Linked DNA regions of Mus musculus: region 1 is linked to region 2. A link is a loop called in an ENCODE intact Hi-C map of the cell type or tissue named here. Cell type or tissue: left cerebral cortex. All regions are shown on one strand. Each heading gives the region's core, and the rest is flanking DNA. Links, peaks and the distances in the headings are about the cores only. Region 1 holds the start of Syt9 (synaptotagmin IX). Region 2 overlaps Syt9 (synaptotagmin IX).

Region 1 (15,462 bases), core at 4,372-12,371, 130 kb before region 2:
CTGTCTTTGTCCAAAGATGCTTTTCTTCCGCATGCACACTAACAGCTGTTAAGCTTCATCTTCAGAAGTATTTGCAACAACAGTGCCACTGGTCTGGTCTGGGTGGTGGTACTGTAACAGTAGACCTGAGACAGAAAGTCTGTTCTTTACTTATTGACTTACTGTGTCGTCTCAAGTAGCCACAAGATTACCTAAGTCTTCCTGCACAGATTATAGATGTGTGCCATCATACTTGGTAGGACCAATAGTCATTTGTAATTCTCTTTAAATTCTAAGACCCCATTCTGAGGCTAGAGAGTCCAAGGGGAAGGTGAGGGCTGCCATGTTGTCATGACATGGGAAAAGATGAAAAGACAGAGAAATAAAAGGGGGCCAAAATTGTCCCTTAATAATGGCATCAATTCCATCCTGAGCCCTCTGAACCTGATCTCCTACCTGTCATCCCACCCCATCATTCCATAAGGAGCTGCAAGTTACAGTGGAAATTAAATCTCAGTGTGAGTTTGGGATACTTTTAAGGAAATTACTTTGTCGGCCAGTGTGACTCTCAGGAATCAGAATTCAATGTATTTATTTATTTTTCTACAGTTTCATACCTATACATATATTAATTGTGTTATCCCTGTTATCTAGCCCCCACCCCTCTGTGTGTGTGTGTGTGTGTGTGTGTGTGTGTGTGTGTGTGTGTGTGGAGGGCTGGTATATATTTACTTGGGGAAGGGCTACTTATTAGTGCTATAACTCTGAAGAATATGACTCTTTCTCTCCCCCTAACAACAGTGAACTTCTTAAGCCCCTCTCCCATTCATGATGGAATGTTGATAGGTCTAGTCTTGTATAAACATTGCTTGTGTAGCTATTATAAGTTGCTATGTGTTCATGGGTACAACTGGCAGGTCATATCAGAGGACAGCACATCATGGTACCCCTTCCCATCCTCTGACTTTTAGACTCTTTCCTCCCTCTCTTCCACGATGTTATCTGAACTTTGGAGGAGGTGATACAGATGTTCTGCTTAAGGATGAACACTCATCAGTGTCACTTCTCAGCACTTTGACAAGCTATTTTAACCACTGCCCGTTGTAAACAGAAGCTTCTCTTACCAAGGTTGGAACAGCACTCGTCTGTGAATGTAAATACAAGTACTTAGAAGGCAGCTTGACATCATGTCTATTCAGCACAGTACAAGTCTTGTGCTCTTCTCTAGGGCCTTTGATTTTCTCAGCCATGTACTTTTCAGAACCAGGTAGGAATTTCTCCTGTGGAGTGTAGATCTCCAACCCTATCAGAAAGTAGTTGGTTACTGCTATAAGAGTCATGCCACGATTACACCAATGGGCCTGTCTTGACTGGCAGTTTGATATTCAAGGTTAACATCTGGGTAAGATCATTGATGGATTTTCTTCCCTAAGAAGTATTATACATTTTTTAGTGAATTTTCTTTTTGAGTCAGGCTGGCATGGAACCCACTATGAAGCTCACTTTAGCTAAAATGCACACAAGGTCATGGTCATCAACATTGTGGCTTCTAGTGTCATATCTCAGTCTATTGGAAGATATTTAGAACAATAAGCAGGTATGGAGTTGATATTTCTATCCTATTAATCCATTCTTCTGGAATATCTCCTGAAGGGCCTGACTCAAGGCTGCATGACAGTTAACTCTTTTAATAAATAGAAGCATTTAATTCCTAAATGATATAAAGTATAGTATATACATAAGTTAGTAACAGTCAGTTTTATACTTGGTAAGTATTATGAACTATACATAATTGTACACCCTATACTTTTATGTAACTAGCAATACAAGTAGGTTTGTTTATGCCAACATTGCCAAGATGAGCAATGAAGTGGGCTGTAACATTTTTATAGCTAAGACATCACTTGAGTGATAGGAATTTTTCTGTTTCATTATAGTCTATTCTTGAATGAAAATGTTATGTAGCTCATGACATCTCCCGGTCTGGGATGCTATGAATAACAGACTAAGAAATGTGTTTTGTACCAAGTACATTACAGTAGATTTAAAACAGCAACTAGAAAAGTATATAATCCTGGGCATGGTGGAGCATACCAGTAAGCTCGGCACTCTACATGTGGATGCAGGAAGATCATAAGTTCAAAGTCATTCAGGCCATATAGGGAGTTCAAGGTTTTCCTGGGCTACCAGGGACTATCAGATGCTAACAACTTCTAGCTATACTTCTACCTATCTATTTGTCTGACTATCTCTCTATCTATCTCTCTCTATCTCTATCTGCACATACACACACACACACACACACACACACACACACACACACACACACACACACCATGATAGTTAACAGCATAGTTCAAAATGCATTTACTTGTACTTTAATAGATTTAAATGCATTGCTTTGGGCAATTTCAATAACAATTCAGTTGTGAACATACTAGTATTATCTGATAAACTCCAGGTACACACATTTTTAACTTACAAGATGTTGGCTGTCTTGCAACTATTCTATTTTTTCAATACCTTAGTGTCTGTTTGATCCTAAGGACACTTGTTTTTATTTTATTCTAAAATTGTTTTGTTTTGTGAAGGGTTTGCCATCAGAATTTGAGTGATGTGTAAACCACTGCTACCTTGAAAGCAAAATGGGAAAAGAAAAGATATCAATGTTGTCAAGGCACACATAGATTCAGGCAAGTCCATCACTTTTCGCAATCTGAACTACAAATGTAGTGAACCTAACATAGGAACCACTGGAAAGTCTGAAAAAGAGGGCACTAAGGTGGGGAAAGGCCATGTCCAGGCCTCGGACAAACTGAAATCTGAGCATGAGCTTGGTGTCACTATTGTCATCTCCTTGTGGAAATTTGAGACCATTAAATATTAAGTGACAATCGTTGATTCCCTGGGACACAGTGACTTGATTAAAAACATAATTACAGATTGTTGTTGAATTTGATGCTGGCATTTCCAAGAATGGACAAACCTGTGAGCATGCCCTTTTGCTCATATACTGTGTGAAATAGCTCATTGTTGGTGCCAACGACGTGGATTCCATGGAGCCACCATACAGCCAGAAGTCAGCAGAACCTACATTAAGAAAATTGGCCATACCCTTGACCTAGTAGCACTTGTGCCAATTTCTAGTTGGAATGGTGACAACATTCTGGGTCTAAGCACCAGTATGTCTTGATTCAAGGAAGGTCACCTATAAAGATGGGTAAAGCCACATTGCTGGGAGCTTTGAGTTGTATCCTGCCACCAACTCAACAATTGATAAGTCTGCAACTGCCCATCCAGGATGTCTATACAATTGGTGGTATTGTTACTCTCACTGTGGGCTGAATGGAGACTGATGTTTTCAAACCTGGCATGGAGGTGACCTTTGTTCCAGTCAGTGTCACACAACTGAAATAAAGTCTGTTGAAATGCACCATGAGGCTTTGAATGACGATCTTGCTAGGGACAATGTGTACTTCAATGTAAAGAAAATGTCCTTTGTCAAAGATGTTAGATGTGACAGTGTTGCTGGTAGCAGCAAGAATGACCCACCAATGAAAGCAGGTGGCTTCATTGCTCAGGTGATTGACCAAATTAGCTCTGGCTTTGTCCCTGTATTGAATTGTCATATAGCTCACATAGCATGCAAGTGTTCTAAGCTTACAGAAAAGATTGATCTTTATTCTAATAAAAAGCTGGAAAGTGGTCCTACATTCTCGTAATCTGGTCTATGCAGCCATTATTGATATTATCTCAGGCAAGTCCATAGGTGTCAGGAGTTTCTCCAACTATTCCCCCTGGGTCCTTTTGCCATTTGTGCCATGAAGCAGTTTCTGTGGGTAGCATCAGAGCTGTAGACCAGAAAGCTACTAGAGCTGCCAAGGTAACCAAAATGCCCAGAAAATTCAGAAGACTGAATGAATATCATCCCTAACATTGGCTGTTCCAATCTTTATCAATGGTGTAGGGATGGTCTCAGAACTGTTTGCCTAAACAGCCATTTAAGTCATAGCAGAAGGCTTGTTACTGATCACAATGCACTGTAAAAACCTTCAGAGGGAAAGGAAAATGTTTCGTGGACCATTTGTGCCTCTGTGTTCAGTTTAAGTTATTAGTTTGTAAGACAGTATTTTTTGTTCGTTTTTGAGATTATAATTTAATTACAGCATTTCTCCCTTCTCTTTTCTCCCTCCAAGCCCTTCCTTCCATAAACCTGCTCAACTGTCCTTCAAATTCATGGCCTCTTTGTTTCACTAATTGTTAGAGAATGTATATATGTACATTCCGTGTACGAACACACACACACACATATACACACACATTCACACACACACACACACACACACACACACACACTCCTAAATATAACGTGCTCTCCCCAGGTGAGGGTTACCTCTCCTGCTCCTAGCCTCACTCAGTTGCCTGTTGTTCTTTGTGTAGGGGTGAGGCCTAGTGGGCATTTCCCCATCCAGTTTGGCCTATCTATTGGTGTTATTCTTGTTCAACTTTGAGAGGTCATATTGATGAGATTTTATGACCATAGCTTCTAATGTTGCTAGGAGACGTAATCACACAGCAAACTCCCTGATTCTCTGGCTCTTACAATATTTCCACACTTCTTCTGTAATGTTCCCTGAGGTTAGGTGCAGGAATGTTTTGTAGGTGTGTCAGTTGGGCTTGGACTCCACAACTCTATATTGTGCTTGCTTGTGGTTGTCTGGATTTGTTTCTGTCTGTTGCGAACAGAAGTTTCCTTGGTGAGGGGTGAAGACTATACTTATCTGTGGGTATAAGGATAAATGTTTAGAGATTGTTTTCAGGGATCATGTTGGTTTAGTACCTTAGTAACTGTGGAGTCTCCTCTACTAAGCATGACTTCCCTAGCACTGAGTAGTTAGCTAGGTTTCTAGTACTAGGCATGGCACAGTACTCCTGCTGAGTGGGTGTTAAGTTCAAGTAGAGAGCAGTTTGTTTCAACTTGATTAAAGGTGAACAACTTGAATGAAAACCTGTCAAAAAATTCTGAGACTCATTAAAACAAGTTCAATGCAAAAACATTTTTTTTGTTTCCTGATAGCAGCCCAAGCTGGCCTCAAACTTCTGATCCTCTGGCTTTTACTTCCTATGGGCAGTGATTACAGGCATGCAGCAGGATGCTTAGCTCTAAGGACATACCTGAGATTCCCCTCTACCTTTAAACTCTAAACCTGACGGTTGTCAATCACTTCTATCAAAGTCCTCCTTGGACTTCTGTACATTGCCTTCTAATTCTTCTAATTGCTACTTTTCATCCTCTTGTTGAGTTATCTTTAAAGGCTGGAGTTATCTCCTAGCCACCTCTCCTGGGAGTAACCTTCCATGTGGCAACTCACTTTCTCTTTCCCATTAATGACCACAGACCCCTGTCATGCAGCTCTAGGCTAACATCTATGTGCCACTAGAGACCCACATATGTCCCAGGTATGCTTTTGAATCTGGGGAGATTTCAGAGGGTTTTTTATGTTGTGGTTTGTTTTTCTGTTTTATTTTAGGGTGCAAATTGTTTTTCATGTTTTATATTTTGAGTCTTACTGTGTATCTCTGGCTAGCTTGAAACTTGCTATGAAGACCTGGCTGGCTTTGAACTTGAATGAATTCTTCTGCCTCTACTTTTCTGAGGACTGAGATTACAAGTTTGGGCTACCAAACCCAGCACCCCTCTTCACATGTTGCTACTTTTCTTTCTTTCAGATTCTATCCATTACAGTCTTCCTAATATTTAAAATGCCTTTCAAATTTGACTGTTTCCCAAGTCAGCATTTGCTTCTGTCTGGTCTAGGCTATCACCAGATTTTAATCTCTTCCAGTTATTACTAACGGAATTCACAGCTTTCAGCTTTCTGACATCATCTCATAAGAGTTACACTGCTATTGGTTTGAACAAGCACTTCCCCTCTTCATACACCATCCTTCTCTGCGTCATGGCCATTGGTGGTCCCCCCTCCACCCTCCCCCCCTTTGGAAGAGCACCTGCTCAGTCTCCTGGACTGGCTCGTTCTCAGCTGGTTCCCTCCTTCACAGTGTGCTGTGTTTGTCTTAGGTGTTTTTGTTTGTTTGTTTGAGGCATGTGTTGCCCAGACTACTTCAGAATGTAGCCAAGGATGACCTTGAACCTCAGAGCACTCGGATTGCAGGCTTATGCCACTATACTGGGTTTGTTTGTTTCTAGATGAAATCCAGAGCCTTGAGTATGGTAGATAAGCAACTCTTCCAATTAATCTGCACCCCAGCCCTGGGCCTTAGTTTTAAAGGAAAAAGTTTAGGAAGTGGGGAAAAAAAAAAAAAACCAAACAAACTAAAAATAGAAACCCAAAATAGACTCTACGTGCCTTTCCACAGCTATCTGGATTTACCTTTATAACTACAGCTGCCCATTCTCTATTACTCTAATATAAACTCCACCAAACCCAGCACTGCTCACCACACAACTTCAAGTTTTGTCTGTTGAGCAAATATTCCTTATTTGCAATATGATTCTTAGACAGCACATCCTTATGGGTAAGAGTCCTAGCTAATTGTTCTAGAATGAAGTTTGACATTAGGATTACATAAATATGTAAGAGAATCAGGGAGAAAGAAAAAGAGGAGCGGGTGGATGAGAGGCAGGGAGAGAGAGGGTGGGGGAGAAGTCTCTTATGAACTTAGGCAAGTACCACCTCTCTTGAGTCTGTTGTTTTAGTGGCAGCGTGGAGATCACACACACACACACACACACACACACACACACACACACACACACACGTTTAAGGCTCTCTATCTAGAGAATTAAATGAAACTATACAAAAGGCTGTGGCACAGTGCCTTGGGCACACAAACAAGCTAAATAATTTGTGGTTATTTCTGGGCTGAGTGCCTAAAAAAATGAAGAGATGGGTAGATGAGAGGTGACTGAGGTCTTTCCAAACATCCACAAATTCTGGATCCTCTGTCTCCTGTGCCAGGGAAATGCTGGCAACCTTCGCATTTCCAATCAGCTTCTTAGAAAACCAATCAGGACCTGCAAAGCTCCAGGTGAGCCTCAGCGTCTTTCCGGAGGGCCATACATCTGTCCTCATTTCTTATCTGAGCCTCCACCTTCTCCAAATCACCATCACGCTGTGCATCCATTCTTTGTTGGAAAATCTTGGCTCTAAACCCCGCATTTGGGCGCGTGACACCCCTGGGCCCGCGGTTTCTGCTCAGACCGCGCTTTCCAAGTTTAAAGAAGGTACTGAGATCTCGGCAGGTGTAGTCTACCCTCCAGCCTTCGCTCCATACAACCGAGAACGTGCTTTGGACCCACGCGTGGCTCCAGAGCCCTGAGGGATGCTAGGTTTGCATCTGGGCGGAGAAATGGGGTGCCAAGAGCGTCTAGCACGCGCACCAGCTCGTACTTCCTGATCCTGGGCGCGGCCGCTCACAGCGCAGGGTCCGGAGCGGAATCAGGCGCTTCTCCTGCAGTGGGCGAGCGCCCCCGTCCCGGGTCCCTACCTGGCGCGCCTGCTCTGCGGCGGCCGCGGCAAACCCCCGCCCGCGGCGCGCACCCCTGACCCGGCCCCGCCCCCGGCGGCCGCGAGTAGCGGGCGGAGCGCGGAGAGGCGCGCTGGGCTGTGCGGCGCCGCCTCCCCTCCGCGCCGAGGGAGGGACGAGGGGCCGCGCGGGAGACGGAGAAAGCCCGAGCGAGCGGCTCTCCGAGAGCTGCATGCAACCGGTGGGAGGCCGACCCGGCTGGCGCTGCGGCTCGGGTGGGGAGCGCGGACCGGCCGGTGGCGGCGGCGGCGGCGGCAGCTCTGAGCTGGCAGGCGGAGGGCTTTCTCCCGCGCCCGCCTGCCCGGCGCGGTCCGAGGATGCGGGGGGGCGATGCCCGGGGCCAGGGACGCGCTCTGTCACCAGGCGCTGCAGCTGCTGGCCGAGCTCTGTGCCCGAGGGGCCCTGGAGCACGACAGCTGCCAAGATTTCATCTACCACCTGCGGGACCGTGCCAGACCCCGGCTCCGCGACCCAGGTAAGCGCGGCCGCCGCCGCTGGCGGGCGCGACTCGAGGGCCCTGAAATGGGGACTTGGGGACCTAGCCAGGGCCTGAGGCAGGAGAGCGACGCAGACTGGAGGAGGGCAATGGGTGACCATTGAGCCCAAGTAGGTCTCCACAACCAGCGCACCACGGCCTGATGCTGGAACCCGGCGAACTCGGGCGGAGGCTGCCGCGCGGAGGCCGAGCCAGGGTGGGCTGGGGCAGGCTTGGAGGAACCACGCCCGCCACCTGCGCTGGGCTCCTGGGGGCGGCTCCTGAGCTCGGGGCTGCGCCCGCCACTTCACTCGCGAGCGCCCGGGAGCCAGGCGAGGCCACGGAGGCCTCGGAGCTGGGAGTGGGATCTGAGAGCCAAGGAAACTCTGTGAAGTTGGGAGTTTGGCACAGCCGGGCTGATTTCCACCCGAAGCTGCTCAACCTGAGTGCCCAGTTTCCCCCCAGGCTCTACTGTGGAAAGGACCAGACAAGATCTTGTCTGGGGCCGGGCCCCAGAGTCACACGACTAGAGCGGCTGGGCCTGAACCCTCTCCTTTCATGTCTCAAGGTGCTTAGGCAATGAGGCCTTGGCTCCCAGTTTGTCTCGCAGTGATAGCTTGGCACACTAGAGTGGTGGGCTTGCTGCAGCTGGCAGTTGTCCTAGTGAAAGTTGTGAGGCTCCTAACTTTGTAAAGTTCGCTTACTTTGGCATCTGACCAATTAAGGTCAGAGGAAGGTGTTTTATTTGAGCAGTTTGCAAGTCCTACTGTTTTCTTACTCATCATTGGGCACTGGAAAGATGCATTCATTCCTTTTGGATATTTCCTGAGCATCTTCTAGGCTGGAGGACTCATAATCTCGAATATTTTTCCAGTCTAAGTGTTTTAAATGTTAAAAGGCAAATCATGGTTAGACTGTTAAAAGAGGGATGAAAGAATGGCCTTTGCCTTGATGTTCCTGTGTGCAGACATTGGCAATAAGCAATTGCTGTGCAAACAAGTAAATGTGAGCATTTCTCATTTCAAGCCAGTTCATTCTATAAAAATACATTTACAAAGGATAAAGAGTGACTTGACTTTTAACTAGGAACGAGCCCATTTAAACAACCTACCTTTAATAGGACAATGCTCAGTGTGTGTGGCAAAGGCAGGTGTTAAAAGTTTGTCACATTTTTCTGTACTCAGAGGATCTATTTTTTTTTCATGCTCATGGTTACATTAATAAATTTCTCAAATGATCTCCAATCTTTTACTCCAAAGGGGAGAATTAAGTGGAGAACTACAGATTGCAGTGATTTCCCTGGAGGCTTGGTTGTCCAGCTTCTGAGTGGCTCTTTGATGGATGAGCGTGTGCCCCACAGACCACAGATATGAATGGAAGTGCCTCACCTCCCCCCAGGAATCCCAGAAAGATGCTCTGAGTGTGGGGTGTTCTGTGCTTACATAGCAGGACCAAGCTCATTATTAACACACTTTTCCCAAAGCTCATGTTAGTACTGACACCTCTCTTTGTGTTCCTGCCCCTGTGAAGCAGATTTTCCTTGTTATCTCAGACAAGTTGTCATCTTTGGCTTTACAAGAGAAGGGGGATGCAGCCTGTCTCTGAATTGGGCTTTAATAAGCCACATCTTTCTGGTCAGTTCTCTCTCTCTTCCATTTAATGAAGTGACTGCTTCCCATGTGCCTAGACTCTCCCAGTTTCCACACTGGGTGGGCCTGAAGGAAGAGTCCCAAGCATACTCCTTACAAGAGGAACTCTGGTTCCTGAACTGGGAAATTGCTTTCAATGACTGTCTTGCTGTTCCCTGACTTCCTGAAAGCTGTGTTCTGCTTAAACTAGGGCACATGGCTTTGAGGTAGCTCCTGCCCCTCTGGCTCTTTTCATTGTGTCAGGAAGTAGCCTGAGCTTGAGACAGGAGAAGGGCCCTGAAATTAAGAAAGTGGGAGGAATTTATAGCCAAAGATGCATTTAACACACCACCCTCTCTTTCAGGGCACATCTGCTCAGTCCAGACCTCCCCATCCCTCTCCCTTCCTCACCTTGCTCACAGTAATTCTTACATACATCTCGTGAGTGCATGTCCTTTCCTCTGAAGCTGTTCGTGCAAACCAAGAGTGCCCTTAATCTCTGAGCCCTAAAGATGAGTGGCTGAAGAGGCTGCACTGCGCATGCTAGGTGAACGGCTGTTGGGTAGTTTGACCCAGAACAGCTATGGACAGCTGCCCTGATGGGTCCCCAGAGAGTCCTCTCTGTAAATGGGTGACTTCCTTTTCTGTGAAAGAACCCACGAATGCCACGTTGCAGCCTTGTCTGCCTGATGCTTATCCATGGCTCCCCCATGGTGGCTGTTTTCTCAAGCGCCATTAAAGATTTGAGTTATAAAGGGAGAAAACAAGCAATTCCCAGCAGAGTGGCACTGCATCTGGGATGATTTCCCCCCTTTTCAGAGATGGGGTAAGACAGGCTCACAAGCCAGCGGACTTGAGGCACCAGGAAGAGCATGTGGAAGGCTCGGAGGCAGAAGCATTGTTGCTGTCACTTAAGAAACACTCACTTCAGGTGCGGCTGGAGGTGGAGTGTGGTAAGAAATCTGGTCAAGGGTTAGATAGGGCAGATCTTGTAGGGCTTGTAAACTATTAGAAGGACTTTGCTTTTTACTCTGAATTAGATTCGACCATTAGACGTTTTGGAGAAGTCTCAGCCAGACTGCTGTGTGAGAAGATACTGTATATAGAAAAGCAAGAGTGAAGTTAGTGGTTTGTTCCAGAAACCAGGAAGGGGTGCAAAGTTCAGCATGGCCCTAATGGAGGAGCTGAGCTGTAATGATTAGGGACCACCTTGAATGTTCCACCGCTAATATTTGTTGACAGGAGGCATCAGGGGGACGAAAAGAGCTGAGGATGGTTCTTGGCCTTCCGACCTGAGCAACTCCGTTTGCTGAGCAGCAGGTTTCAGGAAGAGGCTTGGCGTAGGGAGGGAATCAGGAAGGTTCTCTTTTGTGTCTAGCTTTTTGTATATAACTGAGCGGACCATGCCCCTTTAGTTAGCCAAGCCGTCCTGCATCTGAGTGTTGCTTAACATTACCCATTGGCCCAGTGCTCAGTTTGTAACTAGAGACTTTACTGTCAAGGGGCTGACTTGTGCCATGCATTCGTGGTTTTGAGGGTTTTCCCTTCTAGAGAACTGAGATGTCTCCTTGTTTGTCTTTTCTTGTCACAGTAGGGACTGAGCCCATGGCCTCTTGTTCCACTGCTGAGCCTCATCCCCAGCTTTCACTGATCTTGAGTGTATCCTTCCTTTTTTCCAGTCTGCATCTTTAGCTGTTGTTAGGAGGGAAGGACCAGAAGTCCATTGCATTGTTTCTACATCTAGAAAAGGATGGATGTTGGGACGCACTTCCTAGTTTCAGATGTGTCCTATTATTCTTCTGGTCTCTACCCTGTGGGAGGCTGACGGGGTTGCATGGATTCATCATGGTCATGTAGGTTGGTTCACTTAGTTCCCTTGGTTCTCTTGTGTCTTATGCGCAAAGCACTTGTCCTGCGCCAGCAGCATCTGGATCCAAGTGGTAGATAGGTGTGTAAGATTTCAGGCCTGCTCCATGCTTACCCAGTCTGCACCTTTACTTTTGTAGGATCTTCAGGCGAGGCACTGGCACATTCATGTTCTTTTTTTTTTTTTTTTTTTTTGAGACAGGGTTTCTCTGAATAGCCCTGGCTGTCCTGGAACTCACTTTGTAGACCAGGCTGGCCTCGAACTCAGAAATCCGCCTGCCTCTGCCTCTGAGTGCTGGGATTAAAGGCGCGCGCCACCAGGCCGGCTACATTCATGTTCAAGAAGCATGGTTAAAATGATGGGCATATATATAAGGAAAATGAAATGCAGAAACTGAGGCTAGCCCACAGCCACACTTTCAGCTTACACAAAGAGGCGGGCTTAAGTCAAAGTAGCATGTTAGCTAGTCATGGCACAGTTGCAGGTGTCCCTCAGTATCTGAATGACATTGGTTCAGGAGTCCCACAGTGGAACAGTCTGAGGATGGTCAAGCCTACCATACAAAATGATTTAATGCTTGAGTGTACCCTATGTACATTCCCCCATGCACTGTAAGTAACCTGTTGGTTTTCATACCTAATAATGTAAATGACATGTTAAGTTGTTACCATATTATTTACAGACTAATGGAAGGGGAAAGGGCTGGCTATGGTCAGTACAGACACAATTTCCCCCAAGCATTTTTTAATCTACAGTTGTTTAATCTATGGATTTGGAGGCCTTTGACCCAAAGAGCTGACTCCACTCAGAACTCAAAAGTCATCGTCAATGGAGACAATACTTCAAAATACCCATCCTTTTACCCGGCTTCTCTATTCTGAACATGTACAGTGGGCTAAATCCTCCAAGTATAGCTTAAATTGTGCATAGTTAGTCACCTTAGTATTTTGATTATGAATTCTTTATCCAGCCTTAGTTTCCATTCATGGTCCACTGTTATGTTCTGGAAGTATTTCTGCATATTTTCAAAAAAAAAAAAAAGGCCTAGAAAATGTTTAGCAGCTGAGTTGTGAGACAGAGCTTTAATGTCACTTTGTCAGTGGCTCTCCCTTGCAGCTAACTTCACTATGTCATGGAAAGCAAGCTCTACTTCCGCGGTGGTCAGGTTTGGCTGCATATTGAGGCCAACCTGGGCTGTATGAGACTCTGTCCCAGGGTCAGAGAAACCCTTAAGGATTCCAGCAGAAAGAAGAATATCAGAAACCTAGCAATGACTGGGCTGTAACCTAGACCAGTTAAACCAAAGTCTCAGGGGTGGTGGTACCTGGGATTGGTGTTGCCTTACATTTCCTGGTTGAGGCTGATTTACAGTCAGATAGAGGAAAACCTGTTATAACCATAGACCACGGCAGAATCCACTGAACTCAGCTCAGCTCATGTTCCCTTACTCTAAAAATATTTTTAAAGTGACTTAAAAACCCAGAGGAATTTGACTGCTGCCTTTGGTATAGCTACTACCCATATGAGTTGATTCTTAACTTACTTTTGATAATATTTTGCCAAGTTTTTATTTTGAGGACTTTTTTCTTTCTCTCTCTCTCTCTCTCTCTCTCTCTCTCTCTCTCTTTCTTTCTTTCTTTCTTTTTTTGGTTTTTTGAGACAAGGTTTCTCTGTATAGCTCAGGCTGTCCTGGAGCTCACTCTGTAGACCAGGCTGGCCTCGAACTCAGAAATCCACCTGCCTCTACCTCCCAGGTTCTGGAATTAAAGGTGTGCGCCACCACTGCCGGGCCTTGAGGACTTTTAATGAGTATCAGAAGACTTGATTGTGTCCATCCACTTTTAAGGTTGAAAAAAAAAAAACAACCACATTAAAAGCTAAATGTGGTGACATACATCGTGTATTTATAATCCCAGCTCTTAGTAGATAGAGACACCAGATCAGGAGTTCAAGGCCAGCCTTAGCTTCTTAGTGAATTTGAGGCCAGTCTGGGCTTTATGAGACCTTGTCTCAGAATCAGAGAAACCAACCAACCAACCAACCAACCAACAAACAAAAAGTACATTGAGAAAAACCTTGCGAGAATAGTATTTTATTAAAGAACCAGAGTGTCGGACTTCACTGCTAAAACCTCATATAGAGTGACAGTGACCTCTCTTATCAGGAGGTGTGTGTGGAGAATAAGAATTAAAGATAGTTTTTAAGGGGAAATCTTCATAATCGTTGTGATTAAATACAACACTTAAGTCAGACTTTCCAAGACAGTAAAAAGAATCATTCTTAAAACACTGGATTTTTTAGGAATAGTTATTGGTGTGATTATGCAGTGGGATTAATTTTTTTTAATGAATGTTAATTGCAATGGGAAGTAGTCTTCCAAGAAGTGAGTGGCATATGAATGTTCAGTGTGTGAGGGTCTAATTTGCATTTACTTCAGTGACATTTTAGGGTTTCTGCATAAATATTTTATTTAAACAAGTGTGTTTTTATCTCTGTGGGATCCCTCTACATGGACCAGTGAGTGGTTTAGTCACGAGGTAACTATCTCGAGAGAGAAACAAAAGCAGAACCTGGTGCAGGCCCCACAGGCAGGCTCCTAGCCAGCTGCCTCTTTTGGAATAAACAATCAAAGGCACAGACTTTGATGTGGGCCAGCGTCTCAAGGAAAGATGAAGCTGTGGATGGAGGAACACCCGTGGGGTAGTGCACAGGTGACACCACTGGAAGGGAAGCGTGCTGGCATCCCTGAGTGTGAGCAGGTGTGCTTGCCATGTGGTTGGCTAGGAAAAAATACACACATCTCTTCTTCAGGTGCATACAAGGGGACTGAGTCAGGAACGCAATCGCACTGTGAAGAGGGTACGTGTGGAGTGTGTGTTTCTGTATTCTAAAAGAAGTCACAACTTGAATTATGCAGATGTTTTCCCAGTGGGAATTGATCTTCCTGGGAGTTCTCACTGTGTATCATAACTTTTCTCTCTCTCTTTTTTTAATTTTATTTTTTCTTTTTAGGGGGAATGGTGATCTCAATGAAGGTCAGGACTTAAGCTCAGTGTGTAGCTGAGACTGACCTTGAGTTCCTTATCCTCCTGCGTGATGGGATTACAAGCAAGCACTGTCATCTTTCCAGTTTTTACATGTATGTCATGGTCGAAGCTATGGATATGACTTTAGACCAAAGCAAACTCAGAGAAGCAGGCTTTGAAGGTGTATTTGAAACCTTCCTGGATGCTAGTGCATAGATTTTATCACACGACTTCATTGTGCATAGAGAAGGAATCAGGACCTTGTGCCTTGTAGATACACTGTTGGCAAACTAAGGAACTGAACTGTATCTCTAGACAAAGGGGTGTGTGTGTGTGCGTGTGTGTGTGTTTGTGTGTCTGTGTGTGTACTCGTGTGTGTGTGTGTGTGTGTGTGTGTGTGCATGCACACTTGCACATGCGTGCCACATGGGCACTAAGTGATTTTTGAGACAGGGTCTCACCATGTAGTCCTAGCTGTCCTGAAACTCAATTTGTAGACCCTTCTGGCCTCAAACTCACAGAGGTTCCTGGTTCTGCCTCCTGAGTGGTGGGATTAAAGGCATTTGCCACTAGGACCGGTTTTATTCGTTTGTGTTTTAAGACAGGGTCTTGATCTCTAATACAGGCTGTCCGGCCTTGCGTGTACCTCATGGCTGACGCTAGCCTCAAGTCTAAATTGATCCTCCTGCCTTAGCTTCCAAAGTGCTGATAGTAAAGAATGTGTCACCATGACTTTACATGAAGAGTGTATAGCAACACTGGCAGGAAACGTTTTTCTATTTATTATTTCTGTGTATATGTGTGTGCTACATAAGTTTATGTGCAGCACAGCAAGCAGGACTCCTTGGATGCCAGAACAGTATTGAATGCCCTGGAACTGGAGGTATAGGCAGATGTGAATCACCCTGTAGGTGCTGGGTCTTTTGCAAGAAGAGTAAG
Region 2 (15,462 bases), core at 2,357-10,356:
TGCAGCACCCTACTAGGATGTTGTGGAATGGGAAAGGAATTCACTAGGGGAATTCAGGGAGAACATAAAAATGCACTGGCTAACCAGAAAATGCAAACTAACGTTGACCACTCCAGGCACAGTCAGAAAAGGACTACAGATCGGCAGACAGAGAACTTACACTCCTGAGAATTTCCCAGTGTACCTTGCTGGCGGTGCTGCACTTGACCACACAAAGCAGGAGCCAATGAGGCATTTCTCTGAGTGGCATTTCCCTTCCCCTTGTATCCTCCGGGGCACTCAATACCAGGGCTTTCAGTACCAGCGATACTCCTGTATTCTGATTCTGGCTGGCTGGAAAAGAAGGCAGCCATCACACCACTTGTTTATATTTGACTCTCCTGAGCATTCCAGAAAATGTACCAAGAGTCTCATCAATCCTGTACACATCATTTGCTAAACCCTGGAACAAGTCACAGTTTGGAATAAGTAACTGAAGCTCACCTATGCAATGTTCTTGCAGATACCAGTAACAGATCTGAGTCCTCAGTCCGAAGTTGCTCCAGCTTGTGTCGAATATCCTCTAAGGAGCGCATTCACTTCTGGTTGGGAGGCATCGATTCAAGGGAATGTCCACACACACAGAGATCCACGGGTTCTGGATCCCAAACCTGTATCAGTTGATAGGGAAAAGCAACATTACCATCAAATGCAGCGATCTCCTAGCCCATCGAGGGATGATGGCTCCGAGTTCCCTATTGCAGATTCAGCCCTAAGACTCCGGGAGAACAATGCTGAACTTATAGCCAAAAAAGGTGCTCTCAGATTAAGGAAATGAGGGTATGGTGAGATGACCCAGTGGTTCAAAAGCACTTGTTGCTCTTGCAGAGGATACAGGTTCAGTTCTCAGCATCCACGTGGTGGTCCACAAACCATCTCTAATTCCAGTTCCAAGGGACCAGTGCATTGCTCTCTTCTGATTTCCATGGATACCAGACACATGGTGCATATATATATATATAAATACACACACACACATACACACACACACACACACACACACACACACAGGCAAAACACATGAATAAAATGAAATGAATATAAAAGAGTAAGTGAACAAATGATGACTGGATGCATGCTCTAATGGTTATCGACAGTGGTACTCTGAGGACGACTGGCATTAGGTGGTGTATATGGGAAAGGGGAATTTTATTTTTTACTGCTTTACTTAAATCTTTTAATTTTTGAATCTTACTATCATTTTATATTTTATATAATACTCATTTTAAATTTTCTGTGTGCAAGCATGTCAGTTTGTACACACGAGTGCAGGTAGGGAGGCATCAGTTCCCCTGGAGCTGTGAGCCTCCTGATATAGGTGTTGGGAATTGAACTCTGGCCCTCTATAAGAGTAGAATGCACTCTTAACCACTCAGCATCATCTTTATGCAATTATTTTATAGATAAATACTCCCATAAGTAAAATTTTAGAAAATGTGAACACACTGATTTCTTTTTTGAGGCATGGTCTCATGTAGCCAAGTCTGCTTTTGAAGTCCTTATGTGGCCAAGGAAGACTCTAAACCTGATCCTCCTGCCTCTACTTCCACCATCCCTGGTTTATCTGCATGTTAGACAAGTGCGGAGCCACATCCCAAACACACAAGATTTCTTTTTAAATCACTTGCAGATCAAAAACATTGGCTTTGATAAATGATTTGTTTAACTTACATGTTTTTAAAGATACAATCATGAATTTTAGTCTGGGAGTTTTGTTGTTTCCTTTCAAATCATGAGTATACAGCTTTACAAAAGAAATATTTGTGAATGAGATTCATGATGGGGAAAAAAACCACAACTCCACATACTTAGTACAGAAGGAATATGACACTTCACATTTAACTACGTGCCTGGAAAGCCAGGAGTAGGAAGAGTCTATTTCCCATTGCAAGTCTTTCAGAGTGAGGTACACAGTGTGAGCCCTCAGGAAATAGATGCTGAAAGAATTGATTATGGAACCTTCATGGGCATGATTTTGGCCACTTTTAGAATTACTTTCTCAAATTGGGATTCTCTGGGCAGGATGAGGTAGGACAAGAGAGCAAGGTACTGTGGAGAAGGATAATAGAATTCAAGGACACAGAGGTGGACTGGGTATAGAAAAAGAGAAGGTTGGACTCCTGCAGACGTGAGCACAGCGCCACACAGCAACAAGAACCTGGCATTTGTAAAACCTCACTCCCATGCAGTGCTCGCTCCTCAACATCTTACCACAGGGAAAGGTCTGGCCACCCAGGTGTCCTAGGGCCAAGGCTCCAGAAACCAGGACGGACTGGGCTGCAAGGTGGTGTGATTTATTTGCATGAGTCAGGCGATGCTTGAAGACACAGACCAATCCGTCTGCCTTAGCTACCAAACAGATCCCTTTGCCTCCTCCTCCCGTGGCAGCAGTCAAGGCAGGAGGTTGGCAAGGTGACCTTCCATAGCTGAATCTGTGCTTCCAAAAATAGAAACATCCTCCAAGAATCCAGAAGGGGAAGGGAGGCTGTGGATGTTAAGGGCTAGAACCCAAGTCCCCAAAGCATTGTCAGTATGAAACCATATTAATTAGACACGGGCACCCAGATCTATAACCTCGGGTGTCTCACAGAAATTGAAACTAAATGAACTGACTTTTTTTTTCCCTCTTCCTAGTTACACTCTCCTGGGCTTTAAGAAAAAAAGAGAAAGAGATTCATATTTTCTGACCTATTTGGATTGGCTGTACATTGCCCAAGGAGATGTCTTCCCCAGTATCCCAGTAGAGGGAATGGGAGCTCTTTGGGACAAAGATGGGATGTAGCTAAGTGGGACCTTGAGGAGCAGGCAGCAGGGCTTCCTAAATTCTGGCTTCTGAACTTTTCTCCCTGCATGGGTACTGTGCAGGACTAGGTTTGTGTCCGTCCCAGTGTGTCCAATTATGTGGGAACATGAGGTCAGGGGCTGCTATTACCATGACTATGCAGTATTCTTGTCCAGAGTTAATGAGGGATTAGAAGATTCTTTGAGCTCGTGGAACCACCTGCTATTGATCTACAGAGATTATTTGCAGTATTATACACATGGCAGTGTACAGTATGGGGGTAGACTGGGCTCCGCAGGAGTGTGTGGGGATAGTGTGGCTCATTTGAGGGCTCTGTGTAGAGGGGCAAGCATAGTGTTAGAGTGAAGCCCTGCTAGAAAGACCACAGACAGCCAAGTGGGGTTGTGAGCAGAATCTCTGAGCTCTGCTGGGGTGATCAGCCCCTAGAGGCTCCTTTTGTGTGGCTTTGCGCTGAGAACTATGACTCTCACAAACATGAGTAGAGTCACCTAGAGGGACACTCTGGGAATGCTGTGGAGCCTGTATGAGGTTGTACGTGCGGGTTGTGTGTGTGGTGGTTTTCTGTGGACACCCTCCTCCACTTCTGCTATCAACAAATGAATTGTGCTTCCAAAGATGTAGAGCCACCCCAGTACAGGGGTAGGGTTTCTGTGTCATGAGCTGAACCAAAAAAGCAAAATGTGTCCTTTCTAACACTGCCCTGCAGCTGAGCCTCCTGCACGTGGGCTGGGGATACTTTCTAATGCTTTGCTCTGTGCTTTTTGAACAGGATAATGTGGATCTGGGCGAGCTTATGTTTTCACTCTGCTATCTTCCAACGGCTGGCAGGCTGACCATCACCATCATAAAAGCAAGGAATTTAAAGGCGATGGACATAACAGGAGCATCAGGTGGGACGTTCTTCATCTGGTTCTGATTCAGCACATTATCAAGTTCCTATTATGGTACCTTGGGTCTGGATTGCCTAGGTTTAATCATGTTCCTACCCCGTCTAAGTGCTGCATGGCCTTTGATGAGTCACTTAACCACTCTAGACTTCAAATTCCTATCTGTAAAGTGAGAGTATGATTAGTATCTGGCCCATTGAGTTGTATGATTAACTGAATTAACGTGTATAAGATCATAAAATGCGTACGATATATTAAGATGCTACATGATGTAACTAGACTCTTGTGCCTTTCCTTTGCCATAATTGGGACTCAACCTACAGTTTACATATTCTGGAGTGGTCTACCTGTTTAGGCCTTCCCTCTGACATCATTATCTTAGGCTCATTGAAGACTAGAGACAATTCTGACTCCTTACAAATATGAAGTAAAGCTTATGGGGTTTTATTTTTTTCAGTGAACCAAACATATACCTTTACATTGTATACCCTGATACAAAATGTCTCATTGTACAGTTCATACTATGCACATTTATATCAGTTTTGGCCACCTGGTCACTATCACATAGAATACTGGCTCGTAGTCACTGAACTCAAAGAGCCTGAGATATACATTCTTTTGTTGTTGCTGGGATGTGCACTTTTGCATTTGTGTGTGTGTATGCACGTGCACCTGTGCCTATGCGTATGGGTATCTGTGTATGCACTTAGATATAAGGACCAGAGGTCAGCCTTTGGTGTCATTCCCCATGAATCATTTCTCACTAGCCCTTCACTGCTGTTCAGCCCTGCATCTCTGTGCCTAACTACATGATGCCCTCCCTGATTCCTCAGCCCTTCTGGAAGGTATTTCAAGCCAGAGGAGCTGTACTTTTTTTCCCACCTTGATTAGAAACAGCCTGGAGTATAGAACACATAGAAAATATCAACACCTTGGGGTAAATGCCATCCCTGACTTTGATTTCTGAGAAAGGTTCTCTCATTGAGACCTGGGCTCCATGGTTAGGCTATGGCTGCACAGGAAACGCCAGGGATCGCTTTGTCTCTACTTCCCTTGCACAGACTGGGATTATGAGTGCATGTCACCCACCATGTGCAGGCATGTCCATGGAAGGTAGGATCTCACTCCAGTCTGACGCTTGTTACTGACTGACATTTACTCCATCATGTTGTTATATTCTGTCCTATACTCCTGGCTGGTTCTAAGCAAGAAAAACAAAAACCAAAAAAAGGATACAACTCCCCTGGCTTAAAGTACCTTCTGGAAGGGATAAGGAGTCAGGGTGGCTTGTAGTTAAGTAGAGCGATACAGGAATCCCTTTTGAGCTGCATGGTACTGAGAGGCTAGTGGGACCAGAAGTGCCCCCTCCAGAAAGCAATGTCACCTGTCAGTCTGCCTTGGTTATGCTATAAATGTCTCATCCACTCTCATCCTAATTAATGAACAGCTTCTCCCTTTGCAAACACATTTCCAGGAGTCCCCAGTACTTAAGGCCATTCATGCACACAGGCTGCCCCATTTTCTAGGAATTCAGAACTTATAGAACTAGAAGCACCCCCCTGCTTAAAGGCCTAGTCTTTAAGCAACAATTTTCATGGGTAGCTCAGAGTTGGGATACTGAGTCTTATCTCCCACTCCTTAGCGATGTCTGATTGTCTTCCTTTCACAGTCAGGCTGGTCCTGAATTCTGGTTGGCATATTTTATAATTTGGTAACAGATGTTTTCACCCTATTTTTAAATTTCATGAATTCTGAGGAGACAGTGTCCTGTGCTTTTTCTTGAATGAATAACTTAATTGTTCTAAGTAGTCACTGCCCACATCACATATCACATGAATTAAAATCCTCAAACTCTAGACTCCAAACAGAGAAGGGGAGGCTTCCTGCACTGGCCACACATTCCCAGCGTCTCTGTGTGTCCTCACAGTGCCCTGTTCTCATGCCTGTGCAGATCCCTACGTGAAAGTCTCACTGATGTGTGACGGCCGGAGACTGAAGAAGAGGAAAACCTCCACCAAGAGGAACACGCTTAATCCCGTTTACAATGAAGCCATAGTCTTCGACGTCCCTCCCGAGAGCATCGACCAGATCCACTTGTCCATAGCCGTCATGGACTATGACCGGTGAGATGTCAGGAGCTCTTTCTCTGTGCAGTCTCACTGTTGTTGGGGCAGGATGGGCAGATTAGGGAGCAGCCACATGAGCAACCATATTAGGGAGCTCAGCTGGGGTCCTAGGATAGTGACTGAAAGGGCAGCATGTGGGAAGCAGGCTGACAGGGAGTCACATCATCCAAACCATAGTGCAGAATCCTGTTACTATAGTACTTCTAATATGCTCATCTCTCCCCTCCCCCTTTCTTATCTTCTCGTCCACCTTCCCACATGCCACCTTTCCCTGCCCATCTCTGCACACTTCCTGGTATCTCTCTATGAAAAACTACAGTCCCACAGGTCTTGTTTTTCATTGAGCAGTTCTGACTCCTTCAGTGGAAACACAGAATGATTACTTTAGCCACGCCACCAACGTTTCTAAATATATAACTTCGATCTTTTTTTTTTCCTTCTTGCACTGTTTAATAAAGATCGTTTCCGTCCACTTAAGTCTGAAAGCAAACACAGAAATGTTCTCTTGAAAATGCTAGAATCAGTATGGATGGCAGGGTACATTAAAATGTATAAGATGCTAGGCTTTTTAATTAATACAGCACAGAGGAGATATTTATAGCCTGCATTGTAGCCAATTGTGTATTTAAAGGACAGATTTGAAAAACAGTCATTTTAATATGCAAAGGAAGTACCAACAGGGAATTATACATGTTGAACCAGTCATTAGACTGAAATGCAAAGTCTCTTTTTAATTAGAAACCTCCCACGTGGTCTGGGCACAATTATAAAAGAAAAAATCAGTCTGACTTCTAATATAATCTTACAAATATTATTTGTAGCTAAAAATGTTTCCATCCACCTCTGAAATGTCAGCACAGCAGCCTCAGTGACCTCAATGCTTTCCAGTAGATCCCAACACAAAGCATGCCTTGTCTTCTGACACAGTTGCCCCTGATTGTGGCAGCCCATGCTGGGCACAGACGTTGCCCTGGCTTCTCTGGACACATACAACACCAGAGTGCCAGGTCCCAGGAGGGGATGCTGCCCACCAGCTGTGGAAGGCTAGGATAGCACTTCCTGAGCTATTGCCAAGGTTCCTGCATCAACAAATCTGATTATGTGATCTCTGCATCAATTCAATTATTAGTAAACTCGTCACAGTGGCCTGGGAAAACCCATGGCAGTAGGCACAGGGCCTCTGCAGGCATCTGATTTTAATGAGCACAGGCTTAACTGCCCCAGACAGTCCATCCCCACCTCTCCTTCTCCTCATGCAAATAGAATAGAAGCCATTTGTCTTGTCAGGGAGGAAAGGGAGGTTATCATGAAGAGTCCAAGGATGGGCCACATCCTTCCAGTTATTTCAAGGGACTTCTCCCTGCCCCCCACCCCCAAAGGAAAAAGTAAAATGACTCAACTCAGAATACTCACAGAAAGTTTCAGCCCTAAGTTTAAGGAGCTGGGTGTCTATCACAGTTAAAAACTCAAGTTGGCTCAAAGAACCAAAGCTGAGCGTAGAAAGAGAAGATGATGGCAGCAGTCTCTAATGAAACAAGGAGCAAGGAGACCCAGGAGCCCTCCCTGCCGGCCTTCACCGCACCATCCTCAGTTGCCTCTTGTGGAGATTTGAGTGGGTTCTACATCACTCCTCCCTAAGGGTTCCTTTTCATTCTGTAAATCTGGAAGCCTGCTTAGCCTTCAGAACCAGAAACAGTATCATGAGCAAATCAAGAAGTTCTTTGAGCAAAGGTTGTCAGGGCCAAATGCCGGTATTAGGAAACTTAGATACAGTATTGACCTAGTATACTAGGTCTTTCTGATGTTTAGTTTGGATTGTAGTTTTAAATTAGAGAAGTAGTTTTTAAAAAGATAGCCCACCGCTTCCGAACTTCCTCCACCCATCTGAGTTGTTGCTTTCAATCAGTGGTTCTCAACCTTCCTAAAGCTGTGACTCTTTAATACAGTTCCTCATGTTGCGGTGACCCCAACCATAAGATTATTTTGTTGTACTTCATAACTGTAATCTTGTTACGTATCGTAGTGTAAATATCTGATATGTAGGATATATGACACCCCCTCCAAGGGGTCATGACCCACAGGTGAAAAACTGCTGCTTTTACTTTAGCATACCAAAATTTTAAGAAAAAACTGTTGTGGCCCATTTTCACAGTGTAGGTCACAATGAGGTCATTGGCGTGTGCCAAGTAGGAAACGAGGCTGAGCGGCTGGGCAGAGACCACTGGAGTGAGATGCTGTCATATCCTCGGAAGCCCATCGCACACTGGCACTCTCTGATGGAGGTAAGACCTACCCCGACGTGGTCCACTCTGTAGATGACATGTTTTGCTGTTGAAATGCAGAGCTGTGAACAGCACAAATGTGCCAGGCTCTTCTATCCCCCGCACTGTCCCTGGTGACATTTCCCAGGGCACTTATGCCTTGCACAGGATATTCTCTCCACCAGCCTAAGACATTTGGATCAGGGACATTTTTATTGTCTTTTTTAAAGGAACAGTATTCTCTGACTCCATGTTACAGCTTTGAGTTGGCTTTTGGGTGGCATCTGGATGAGACAGAGAGAGCCCTCAATTTTTGAACTGCCTCTGGCTCTAGTCTGTAAGTCTTATGTTGCTTAATACTAGGTTCGGGTTTATTTAACCAAATAACAAAGCACAAAACAACAATGTGGAGAAAGTAAATTTTTCTCTTCCCTACATCTAGCAAGTCCAAAGGAAGACAGTGTGGCCCCATGGTCAACAGAAGCCTAGAATTCTCCCATCTTTCAGCTTAAGTGTCCCAGAAGTTACCTCATTATGCAGTGTGGCTACTGAGCTCAAAACCATCATAGCTTTCATGCCACAAAAATGTGGAGCAAGGCGAAGGGTCAGAAGAACACACAGCACTTCTTCCAGGGTTCTCTTTGAGATTTTCCAAGATAGTGGTTCTTATATGCAATGTAGTCACAGGACTTTGGAATTGTCTACTTTCAAAGGAAAGCAGTAAATATCTTCTTTTAATTATGTACCTAACTAGAAGTAGGGTTTTATTTGCAATGAAAGGGAGCATGCATGCATCCTGGCTGTCATCCTGCACCTGTCTCTCATCCACTCACTCCTCTGTCTCCTCTCATGCATTCTTCAGTTTGTCTCTGCTTATTGACTCGTTTACGTGGGCATTCTCTCAGCACGGATTTTCACTGAGAACTGTTTCTGAGGATCACATGCCAGGAAGACACATGAAGCACACCTGCAAATGAGAGGCCCCTTTCTTTGTAGCTCTTATAGAGACTGCAGGACAGACTTTTTTTTTAACACATAAATGTCTTTGCCTATTGGTCTGTTGGTGGTGCTCATGCAAGGGCACACATGTGGAGATTGGAAGACAACTTTTTTTTTTTAATTATTTTTATTACGTATTTTCCTCAATTACATTTCCAATGCTATCCCAAAAGTCCCCCACACCCTCAACCCCCCCCACTCCCCTACCCACCCATTCCCATTTTTTGGCCCTGGCATTCCCCTGTACTGGGGCATATAAAGTTTGCCTGACCAATGGGCCTCTCTTTCCAGTGATGGCCGACTAGGCCATCTTTTGATACATGTGCAGCTAGAGTCAAGAGCTCTGGGGTACTGGTTAGTTCATAGGAGGACAACTTTTGGGAGTTGATTTTCCCCTTCCACTTGGTGAACCCCAGAGCCTGAACTCGGGTCATTGAACTTGGAGACAAGTACCTTAACTCACTGGCCAGAGTGTATGAGATGGAGTGTGAGTCATTAAAGTGCATAGAGATAAGCTTTGTGACTCAGAGGATGAGCTACCAGACACATGGGGCAGGGCTCATTGAGGTTACAGGAGACTGGAGCTGCTGGGAATGAGAACCCCAGATAGCAAGCGAGGGTCATTGACCAAGAGTATGTGGGTTCCAGGCAGAGAACTTTCCTCTGTTCTTCCAGTGTAGGCAGCTTCTCCATGCATCAGCTCCCCGAAAGCATAAGAGATCACTGTCCAGTGTGGGTGGTTCCTGTGCCCTTGGCAGTGAGGTAAGTATGGTGGAGTAAACATGCAGGCAATTGTAGAGGAAGAGAGGCCCCAACCCAGGCCTGAGGACAAGGGGCTGCCTCCTTTGAAGGAACAGTACAGAAAGGCACTAGTTATATTCAATGATAGACCAGAGTCCCCAAATTTGCAGACCCCTGAGCATATATCTCTGCCTCTGGGCCATAGAAAGCAAACCTCTCTTCTGAAATCAAAATTAATCCCTAAGGGAGACCCCAAGACCTGAGAGCCGCTCGAGAAAGATCCAGGGAAACTCTGCCTCATTTCCTCAGCTCCCAGCGGAAGTCACAGAGTACCACATATGTGGGCTTAGTAAACTGCCCAGGGTTGTCACTGGTGAGTGGCAGTGGGAGCCATTGTAATCTACCTCCTGGACCCTTCACAGTCACTTTCTGCTTTAAATTCTCCTTTGTGGTCCTAAGTGTCAAAACTCTGTGACAGGTAACAGGAAAGGAGAAAGGTCTACAGGGGCTGGGGAATGAGCCCTGAACCAAGCAGAACTTTGTCTGTGGCCTTGGCACACAGGAACCCTTGGCAGGGTGTGGCATGCCAGGTATGGGAGCATCACAAAGCAGGGGTAGGAAGCTCTGTGGAGGCTTCTTCCACATTAGAGATAAGAAAGTCACACAACTTGGGTCCCTGGGAGGTGCTCCTTAAACCCTTCGCTCCAAGCCCTTTGCAAGTCTGTGTTCAGCAGTTACATAAGTGAGAGGGTTAAAGTAATGAAACTTGGGAGTCGTTTGTACAGTGGCTAGAACTACTTCAGCTAATACAATGGTCGTGTCTCCGTGGTTGCAAGGGAACTAAGGAAATGAAATGCCTGTGTCCCTGATATGAAAGGCGAGCGAAGCTGCTCCTTCTCTGCAGCCTCTTGCCTGTTTTGTGAAGTCACGTCCTGAACTATAGCCCCATCTCCAGAGGGGAAATGCTGCCTTTCCTTTTAAAAATAAACATGCAGCTGGCAAAATTAGGGCAATGGTACCAGATGAGATTAAAGAAGGTGGGCGGTGGACCGTGCTTTGTAAGCCACTCTGGATGGAGGCGGTCACAGGCAGTGCTGGAAATTGAGTATACTGGAGTTGGGTGGACCTAGATTCACACGCTGTGAGCCACATGCTGGTTGACTGTTCTTCACCTTTGCTTTTTCTCATCTGTAAGTTGTCGTAACTGCCTGTCTCTCATGGGCAGTTGTAAAGATTACAGTTTTTAAGGGGATGAGTGGGTTGAGATGGGGTTTCATGTAGCCAAGGCTAGCCCTAAGCTTGTTATATAGTGGAGAATAAAAAAAAGTGTGTGTGTGTGTGTGTGTGTGTGTAAGCATATATTATGGGGCACCGAGCATGCTTCATAAGAATGAGAATGAGTTGGGCTTTAGTGTGAGAGGAGGTTGGCCTGACAGAAACGCCATTCTGCTAGGGACTAAGGGACTAAGTTATAAATGACCACTTACTCCAGTAGAGACCTGGCTATCTACTCCAGGTTATAGCAAACATACCCTGACATTGCCAGGGTAGGTAGCAGATGGAGTCTTCAGAACCAATGAATTCAAAGATCCGTTTCTCTCTCTGGGACTTGGCATGGCTTCACTGCACACCCAAAGGTCAGCCAGTGCCTTCCTCTTTACTCTTTATAATGTCATTAGCTCAGAAAGCCGTGTAAGCTCTCCCAGAGCAATTTAACCTGGGACTTAGAGGTAAGAATGTCCCTTCTGTAGGACTGCAGGAGACCAGAGTGCTAAGGGCTTTCTAATCACAGCATCTTCCTCTGTGCATCCAAGATAAGATGGTGTTGATCTGGTCATATCCTCACACCTTCCTCACCCTCCTAACAGTCGAGGTGACCTACTTCCCAAGCCTCAGGAGATTAGCAGGCAATAATAGTTCAGGTTTTGCATAGCTCTCCTGTGAAGTGCTTTGTAATGTCTGGATTAAGACTTGGAATTATGGGAAACCAGATGTAGATGCCATGTGTTTAAATCATGCTTTACTTTTCTGAGATGATAATGACAGATAATCCAATAAGAATATATGGCAAAGTTCTTATCAGGATTCATATAATGTAATAATAACCCCATTTATATACTTATAACACATACACACATACATACATACATACATACATACATACATACATACATAAAGTTTTCTGGTTTATCCCAAGTTTGAAACCCTATGATCAGATGGATTGAAGCAAGAACTAAGTGCAAAAGTGGCCCCTGGACTAATATGAGCCACAGGAGCAAGAGGTTCCGTGTGTGTGTGTGTGTGTGTGTGTGTGTGTGTGTGTATGTATTCCACATTTATATATATAATATCAATCCAATACTAGGATGCTCAGTGTGGATTCATACTCTCCTAATATCTAGCCTTTGTACAGACATTTGCATCAGGCCAGAAAGGCTTTGTACAAGCGTGTAAAGATCACCTGATTAACCCTGCTGCACCCTTCCTCCCAGATAGTCCAATAGCACAGGACGTACTATAATGACCAGAGTCGTCTGTGTACTACACAGGCTCATTAAAGCTATAATTTTTTTTTCAGGGCTAAAGCTATAAATTTAATGCTGTGAGGAACCTAAACCAAACGTCAGTTATGGAGTCTTGCCTCAGTGTTGCATCAGTGCCCTGTTTAAAACATTTCTAGATACTTCTATCTAGTGTTCAACAGAGCCCACTTGGAGTCTTGCATCTACACATTCCCAGGAGAAAACATCTGATTTCCCAGGCTAGGTCAAAGAAAGGTAATTAGTAGCCCACTCCATCAATAGTGTAAGGACGATAGTTCTTGAGAAAGGTACCAGCAAGACAGGAAAACTCAATAGAGTGATCATGGCTGCTTCCCAAAGGTGCAGGTTGCTTAAACACTCTGAGCAAGTTGCTCTTCACCACAGAGGCAGGCGCTAGGAGCAGTTTTCAAGGAAGGATGTAAAGGAAAGGGTGCACGGAGCTGCAGGAGCCTGGGTGCCATCACACACCTGTCCAGTTACCCACTGACCTCTTGTCCCTGTGACTCGTGTTAGTCCAGCGGCCACCTTTGCACTTAGTTCCTGCCTCAGTCCATCTGATCCTAGGGTTTCAAACTCGGGGTAAACCAGAATTACTACTTCCTGCTCCCAGGCTTTCTCCTTCTGGGACTCGGTGTAGCTTCAGTGCAGACCCAAAGATAACCTGTAAGAAGTGCAACTCCACAGACTGTATCTAACTAGTGCTCAGTAAAATTCTTATGATTATTGTGTGGCCTACATTCTGATGGGTCACTGTGTGTCCTCATGGGACTTTGTCAAAGGCTGCCTGGAAAATCCCTTTCTAACCTAGTATTAGTCTTCTCTACCTATGAATTATGTCCCAGATGTCAAAGTGCTCTCTGAACATGTAAAGGAAATGCTTAGAGATGAGAAGTGTTTCTTTCCCCTCAACAGGCCTCATCTCTATGATTTTTTTTTTTCTGTGAGAGACTGATTGTTGACTGTGTTACCTGCCTCCAGTTTGTATTAATTCAGTGCATGGGATATGATTCATAGATATTGGAAGATCAACCCTGCTCACATAGGTAGTTAATATCTGATGAGTTTGGGAAAGAATAAAAGAAGTGTGTAATGGAATCAACTGAGTTCCTTTTGTGTAGAAGATGCAGAATCTCCATTCAGTAGAACCCAAAGTAGAAGAGGGCAAGGTATAAAAGTTACTGAGAGGGAATCTGTAGCACACGTTTAAATGGAGCTGGTGCTTCTTAGTCGCTCCAAGCTTTTGATTACTTCTCCATTAAGAAGTGACCAGAAATCATTTCCTCCATCCTTCCCATTAATTAGCCAATCACCATGGCTTTACATATTGAGTACAACTAAGATAATATTCAGAACTGAGAGTCCTTAGTAAAACATGAGACTCCCCTTGAGCTGATATGGTTGACTGGGTCCTAGAGTACTTGGTACCAGCTTTCATAAGAGAGAGGTGACACACAGATATCCCAGAGGCCAGCAGCAGTACCCCGAGTGAGAACTATTTGGGAAATGGTTTGGCCTTTCTCACCAGGAAAATATTTTAGTTCCAGCTTTATACAACAGCATGATTTGATGTATCATGTGTGGAAATAAAAGACGAGGAAAAGCATGGGTTTTGGGGGCTGCTGGGAAGGTCCCGCCTTTGGAATTTTCTGGACTGTGTTTTGATGGTGGGATACAGCAGAGCAGTGTCCATGCGCATTTAGGGAGCCCCTGAGCTGAACTGGCTGCAGTGAATATAAAGAGGTGCTGCGTGGTCCTGATAGGAAACCAGCAGCCCACCTGTTCGAGCCTGTTCCAAGGGATGGTAAGTGGTCCGAAAACAGTTTGGATGAGTGGGCAGTCAGTGTTAGGGAAACATTGTGTTTCCAGCTGGGGGAAGGAGTGGTTAACAAACTCAAGACAATTGAGACTTTCACAAGAAACTCCTTCTTCCTACATTAAACTATCTGTACAGAAAGAGAGGACACTGAGTATTCTCTCATTTTCAGAAAAGATACAAATCCAGAACTTCCTCAAAGGTCTGTAGAGACAGGAATCATGCAAAGCACAGAAGCACTCAAAATAGCCACTAGACATAAAAGATAACAACATGTGGTGAACATTGTAGAAAGAAGGTTAACTGTCTTCACGGCCCTCTCCTTCCCAGAGCACCTTGCTGTAGCTCCTTCTGGCCATTGTGGGTATGCTCCAATAATTACAACACAGAAGGTGGATGGCAATGGACTTGTGCTTTCGCTCCTCCATCTCCAGAATGGCATTCACAGGGGACTTGCTGACACATGGGCTGGGCTGATTCTTTCTTCACAGATGAAATAAATCATTGATTTATGATGTTCCTGCAAGAGCCACTTGCAGATGCTAAGCTGCTCATTATTCTAGGAACTGTCCCTTGCCTGGAACTTTCCAGGGGGAATTCAGCTCATACATGGACATGTGAGGGCCTACAGAAAGTTCCCCATCAAAGGCAGTTTCTCAGCTCCTTCATATACCCATTCTTCTCCATGGAGTCTCCTACCCCTATCTTTCAATTGATTTAGAATGAAAGTGAAAATTGAGCCAGTGTGATCCATGTCTTAGCTGGGAAAGACACTTGCTACCAAGATTGATGGCCTGAATTTAATCCTTGGGACCCAGCCCACAAAAGGAGAGAACCAAATTCCTGCAAATTGTCTTCTCACCTCTACATGCATGCTGTGGTACATGTTCACTCTGTCCACTTCACACGTGTGTATCATTGCCCACAAGTGTGCACGTACTCGCACACGTGCACATGCACATGTGTGCTAAAGAAATGTAATTAAAAATTGGAAATAACTTTTAACGTTAATAGCTTTAGTCACTATCTTTTACTCCTGCCACTTTACTTTTAAGTAATAAGTAACAAATCTCACTGTGTTGGAAGTTGGCAATCAGGAGTGGTAAGATTATATCTTTTCACGAATTTTAAGTAAAATTCAGGGCATGATACATTTATAAGTGAAGATCTTAAAGGAGAATTTTTTCAAAACCAAGGAAAACTTTATAAATTGCTGGCAGTTACATAAAGCAATCTCAACTGTTAGGCAC

Evidence for each region. Peaks named below come from ENCODE experiments on the same cell type or tissue, not always from the same donor. Only the 100,000 strongest peaks of a DNase experiment are listed, where the experiment ranks them.
Region 1: it touches region 2 in a loop (2.8-fold over the local background); 2 of 42 quality-filtered maps call a loop at or near these places.

Annotation. Positions count from the first base shown.
Region 1 is chr7:107,363,146-107,378,607 of GRCm38, forward strand. It overlaps Syt9 (synaptotagmin IX), which reads left to right and starts at 7,645. Exons shown (of 7, transcript NM_021889.4): 1 at 7,645-8,002. The coding sequence starts at 7,858. It also overlaps the pseudogene Gm19033. In left cerebral cortex, for the core only: no CTCF peak of the experiment used is centred there; DNase peaks (open chromatin) are centred at 7,416, 7,605 and 8,235; H3K4me3 peaks cover 1,736 bases.
Region 2 is chr7:107,498,482-107,513,943 of GRCm38, forward strand. It overlaps Syt9 (synaptotagmin IX), which reads left to right. Exons shown (of 7, transcript NM_021889.4): 4 at 3,612-3,732; 5 at 5,681-5,852; 6 at 8,008-8,137. Among named protein-coding and RNA genes, the nearest start is that of Olfml1, 61 kb to the right of the region's middle. In left cerebral cortex, for the core only: no CTCF peak of the experiment used is centred there; DNase peaks (open chromatin) are centred at 5,503 and 6,839.